2 separate regions of the Homo sapiens genome follow, and region 2 is linked to region 1. A link is a loop called in an ENCODE intact Hi-C map of the cell type or tissue named here. Cell type or tissue: IMR-90. All regions are shown on one strand. Each heading gives the region's core, and the rest is flanking DNA. Links, peaks and the distances in the headings are about the cores only.

Evidence for each region. Peaks named below come from ENCODE experiments on the same cell type or tissue, not always from the same donor. Only the 100,000 strongest peaks of a DNase experiment are listed, where the experiment ranks them.
Region 2: a loop joins it to region 1, with 7 times the contacts of the local background. A loop is called at or near these places in 2 of 110 quality-filtered maps.

Annotation. Positions count from the first base shown.
Region 1 is chr5:142,318,850-142,321,763 of GRCh38, reverse strand. All of the region lies in intron 1 of SPRY4 (sprouty RTK signaling antagonist 4), which reads left to right. Among named protein-coding and RNA genes, the nearest start is that of SPRY4-IT1, 2.0 kb to the right of the region's middle. RefSeq lists an enhancer at 1,428-2,172. In IMR-90, for the core only: no CTCF peak of the experiment used is centred there; no DNase peak of the experiment used is centred there; H3K4me3 peaks cover 874 bases; H3K27ac peaks cover 2,079 bases.
Region 2 is chr5:142,519,690-142,522,603 of GRCh38, reverse strand. No RefSeq gene overlaps it. Among named protein-coding and RNA genes, the nearest start is that of FGF1, 160 kb to the left of the region's middle. In IMR-90, for the core only: no CTCF peak of the experiment used is centred there; a DNase peak (open chromatin) is centred at 1,503.

The DNA.
Region 1 (2,914 bases), core at 264-2,763:
CTCTTTATTCAGAAAAGTCCAGTGTTTCTTGGAGAATCATAGTGTTCCATTTGGTTCTAAATCCACAGTGTTTGTCATCTGGCCTCTACTTAGGTGGCAGTTCCCTTGTGATGACAACCTGGCTAAGGATTCTCGCCCAGGCCTCTGAATTTGGAGACAAAGTTGAAAATTTGGGGTTTTGAATGTAGACATGACAGAGTTTTTAAGGAAGGGAAATGGCTAGAGTGGAGAAGGTTCTATCTCAGGGCCGACCTTATCTCCCTGAAAGGAGAAAGCAGTGACTCATTAGAATATGTTTTTGCTCTTTCAAAAGAGCCAGGGGTAGGTGAACAACTTTCAGAAAGCTGTATTGTCCCTTCCAGACCAAGCCAGGGGCTAGAACAGAGCAGATGTGTGACTAGGCAAACCTGCTAAGCATGGCCTTAGCTTCCCCATCTGCACAGTAGAGAAAATAAACTCTTCCCAAGGGGACAGAGGCCAGCAGAGCTGCTAGTGAGCGGCCAGGACTAGGGCCATGCTCATGGTTATTATTGGGCTCCTAGGAGGAGGGCCTAGTTTTAAGGGTGCCCCTTTCCTGCACAGGAGGTGTGGGGTGTTGCGTGATGTAAGAGGGAGGGTATTCTTGGCTCTCGGGGTCTGGGGCCACCCTGCAGATCCGGACAGCTGACAAGGCTGGGGAATGTATCCGGGACATGTGGCTGGGCTTAAGAGGCTCCACAGTTCAGCTGTGATCATGATTGTTCTTTCCAAGGACAGGCCCCAGTCAGTGAAGGAAGCAAGGGCACAGGGGAGGGAGCACAGATGTGCTGGATCTGGCGGAGAAGGGAAGGGGCCCTTCGGGGCAGGTGGCCACTTGCAGAAGAGTGGTTTCCCTTGTCAGTAGTCTTTTTTTGGTTGGGGGAAGGGGAAGTCATTTCCTGCTCCTGTCCCAGGAGTAAGCTAAAATCTATTATTGTAAGTTCATTTCTTGGTGGAGGGTAAGAAGACAAATAATAAGATCTTAGTGTCTGTGGGAGGAAGCCCTGCCCTAGGAGTCTAGGGTTCTGGTCCCACCCAGACCTGGACTTGGCCAGTAGTTCCCAAACTATGCCAGTGGTTAACAGGCTCCTTCTGACTCCTTCTTTACTGACTCTTGGCTTCTAATCCTTCTTTATGGGAATCTGAGCAGACAATTAAGGCGGTAATACAGTGAAGCAGAAACTCGAAGCTGATTAAATAGCCCAAAGCCCAAAGTCCAGCAAGATTCCCACCCTTCCGTGTGCTGGGGCTTTGGAGCTCAGCTGATTGGCTGTGAAAGAGAGAAGAGAAGAGGGTTGGGAATCGGTAATGTGGTGGGATGAAGTGATGAAAAACAACCGTTTTTTTTTTGTGATCTCTGACAGATTGTGGCCAGAGGTGAGCTTCTTAGTGCTGGTGCTGGGGGTAGGGAGGTGGGGGAAGGAAGAAAGATTCATAGACAAATCCAGCTGCCCAAATGCTTTATTCTTCCACTGGGGCCATTCTCAGCAGAGATTGTCTTTCTTTGCAGGGTATAGGGAGGGGCAAGTCCTCTGCTTCCCTCAGCATCCCTCCCCCTCTTTTTAAAGTCCTTTTAAAGCAATAAGTCATTATTTGGTTGTAGCTTAATTAGCTAAACTGGAATAGTGTCACAAAGAACCAAGCAATAGTGGTGGGCAGGCTCTCTGGCAGCCTAGAGACCTTTATTCTGAGTTGTTTAAAGGGTTAAACAGCCTTCACTGAAAGAACCCGCTGAGACTGAATGGGGCAGTGCTTAAACTACCCATTCATTCACAGCCTCTTGCCAGTTTGTCATTAGCTGACCTGTAGCTTTCAAAGTACAACTGTCAGGTTTTCCCAATATTTCCCAACTCACCTCCCTAGGGTAAGTCAAGGGGAGGGTGTGGGTGGGTGGGATTAGGCATCCTGCTCAATTGTGCGGACATTTAACATGCCTCTTGATTCTTTTCAGCCAGCCTGTATTGAGCGGTTTGCAGCCTGATGCTCAGCCCCCTCCCCACAGGTACAAATGCAGTGAGTGTCAGACTGGCTGGTTCTGGGCTCCCAGACCCGCCAAGCAGCAAATACAGTGTTGCGCGTGTTCTGGGGATTTTGATATCCTGCTGATTCAGTATTCTAGGACTCTCTGTGCCCTGGCTCCCTCCCTTCCTCACAGACCTGGGCCAGGGACCCCATCAATGAAGGTACCCTAGGGACCCTTAAGTTCAACTTGATAGGTGGGGAGGAGTAGAGATTCCTTTCCACCCCAGGGTTTCCTTTTGGGGACTGGTTTGTAATAAACTCCTACAAGTGAAATCCATTCAACTATAAGAAAACTAAAAATGAAACCACTTTTAAGACGGGGGATGGCATGTAACACTGAACTGGAGTGAAGAGCACTTGAACTCTGAGCCTTCCTTGAATGAGAGAGATTACAAACCCCCACAGCCTTCACTCTCCACATTGAAAATTCCCCTCCCTGGGGTTCAGGCTGATGTAAGCCCCATCTGGCTTTCCTTCCCTGTTGGTTGCATTGCAGAGCCCCAGGATGTTCTAATGATGTTCCGTGAGGGCTGGAGGAGTCCATGGTTGTGAAAGTGATGGCACTTTCATGCCTTTCCATAAATTCCCAGAGGTTATGGAGGGCTTTTGTAAGTCAGGGCTGAGAGGTTAATATTTCAGCCTCTGAAGCCTCTGCTGTCTTGGTTCAAATCCTGCTCTGGTCACTTGCTAGCTCTATGACCCTTTGTGCTTCCATTTCCTCCTCTGTAAAATGGGTTCTCTCTTGAAGTATGGTGAGGATTAAATGACTTGATTTATGGTGAGAAAATAAATCACTGAGGGCTTAGCACGGAGCCTGGCACCAAGAAATGTTTCGTAAATATTAGCCGCTTCCATAATTATTATTTATTATTAT
Region 2 (2,914 bases), core at 143-2,642, 200 kb before region 1:
TGTAGTTATCAATGAGAACAAAATCCCACTGTTATCTGATTATGAACAGGCACTTATGGTCACTGATTTCAGTGATTCTACATTTAACATCCCATGTATATTTTTAATCTTTTATATATGTAGCAAAAGCTACATATATAAAAATAAGGGTATTTTCTCTTGGTGATATGGTCAGTCAGTCCTTTTGATTATGAATTATACAGGACTTTCCTAGAATCCCAAGGGGAACAATATAGTTTAATGATAAGAATACAGACTTTAGTATCACACATACCTAAGTTTTAAGTCTTGGTTCTGCTTCTTTTTAATGCGATAGATAATAAATACAGATCCCAGCCAAATATTTGCCTGTCTTCTAGACTTCATTAATACCATATCTGACTTTCCAATCTTGTACTCAATGACTGCTCAGTACATATAACTGTAGGTAATATATACTGTAACCACTTTAAAATCTACCTCAGCATTGGAAAACTATGAATACAGGTGACCCAAGCCAGGCACTCAGTTTGCCTGGCAGATGTGAAGACAGTCCGCACCTCCAAGGGTTTCCAGCCACCAAGGATCGCTAAATTGCATAAGCAGGTGTCCGTGCAAAGTCTGAGAGGTTAATAATGAACAACTCTATTTTATCTGTGGCTAGGGAGGTGGACTCAGTGTTGTCGACACCAGGCAAACACACAGCAAAGCATTTCCCAAGAGAGACTCAGATAAGTCAAAGAGAAATGCACCTGTTAGAAAGATTACCCTTTTCCTAGGATTTCCTACCGGTTTCCCAACAACGGGTCATATTTGTGCACACGAGTCACTCTCTGCCCCTCTGCCTTGCTTATCTGAGCTAGTAATACTCAAAACAAAGACAAAAAATGGAAATTTAATCTCCCCTGAAACCTATTAAAAGACAGGACAATCCTCATCAACGGAAAGGATCAGATTTCCCATCTCAAGTCAAAGGAAGAGCTCTGAGAGTGATAATCTTTGGTTTCTAGAAATTATACTGAGAGGCATTATTCCATTGTTCTCATTTTGGGGTCTGAAATTTGCCTGAAAATAAAGCAACAAGGAGAATAGATGTTTTGTAATGATTTGCATATATTTGACGTGCTCTCTTGACAGTCAGAACCATCGCAGTATCAAACTAATCATATACTTCAAAGTGAAAAAGAGAAAATAGGCCCTCTCTTACAAGTCAAAAAATAAATATTCCAGGTGAGGCTTTTGAGTTTTTATCTAGTTTTAAACCCTGTGCCAGGAAATGGAGCAAATGTGCTCTTGCATTAAGAAACATCCCTTTTCGGGGTTCTTTAACATTCACAATGAGCAGACAAACCTTTGTGACCATCAGCAACTCATCCACATTGCCCCTTACACACACATACATGCAAGTATGAGAAACTCAATCTTCCTGCTTTTGAAACACAAAAGGCTGCCTGGCCCCATGGTAAAGAGGAGTTTAGGTATCCCAGGAAAGGGCTTAGATCATCGGCCACACAGGCCGGCCCCTGTGGCTCATTCCTGCTGGAATGAAAACCACTACCAAGGGTAAGTGCTTATGGGTGAATTATTATTGTTTACATGGTCTTCTTCCAAGTTGTAAAACTTCTTTGAGGTCTCCAACCAGAATGAAGAGCACAGATTAGGCATGAAACAGCAAAGTTGTACAGAGAGGGGATAACAGCATGAAATATTCCTGATGGATGGTCAAATTGAGCAGAACACTGGCATATGTACTGTGGCTCTCTGGACTCCCTGTTGTTCATTTTTTACCGGCCTAATTAATATTATCTGGCTTAGGAGAATTAAAGGGTCCACAGCAATCACAGAAAATTTAGGATTGAGATTCTTCCTATTCTCATTAAAGGAGTGAGTTAGGGGTTATCCTTTCGCATATGACTATAAGAACGTGCGTGTAAAAGAGAGCACGGCCAGGCGTGGTGGCTCACACATACAATCCTAGCACTTTGGGAGTCCGAGGCAGGTGGATCATGAGGTCATGAGATTGAGACCATCCTGGCCAACATGGTGAAACCCCGTCTCTACTAAAAATACAAAAATTAGCCGGTGTGGTGGCATGTGCCTGTAGTCCCAGCTACTCAGGAGGCTGAGGCAGGAGAATTGCTTGAACCCGGGAGCCAGAGGTTGCAATAAGCCAAGATGGTGCCACTGCACTCCAGTCTGGCAACAGAGCGAGACTCCATCTCCAAAAAAAAAAAAAAAAAGAGAGAGAGAAAGAGCATAATATTTTAAGCTGTGTCTCCTGGAAGATGTAAAATATGGAGAAGGGAAAAGTATTTTCTGCTGTTAAGAGGAAGGTTTCTCAGTGTAATTTATAGGTGATTTGCACCAAACTCATGTATGTTAAAAATACAGATGCTTGATAATTTGCAATTGCAAAAATATGGAACCAGTCCAAATGCCCATCAATCGACTAGTGGACAAAATGTGGTACACACACACACACACACACACACACCCCATGGAATACTACTCAGCCATAAAAAAGAATGGAATAATGGCATTTGCAGCAACCTGGATGGAGATGGAGACCATTATTCTAAGTGAAGTAATTCAGGAATAGAAAACCAAACATTGTATGTTCTCACTTATAAGTGGGAGCTAAGCTATGAGGACACAAAGGCATAAGAAGGATACAATGAACTTTGGACACTCAAGGGGAAGGGTGGGAGTACTTATCCATGTAACTAAACACCACCTGTTCCCCCAAACCTAGTGAAATTTTTAAAAATACAGGTGCTTGGACTCCCCACCCGGTAAGTTCAGACTGAGTGACCTGTGGTGGGTCCTGGGAATCTGCATGTTCAACATGCTCCTCTAGTAATTTTTAAGTGCCTGGGAGTTGGAAAATCACTAACACTATAGTGTCAAGCCTCCTGGAATAAAACAAATACATTTC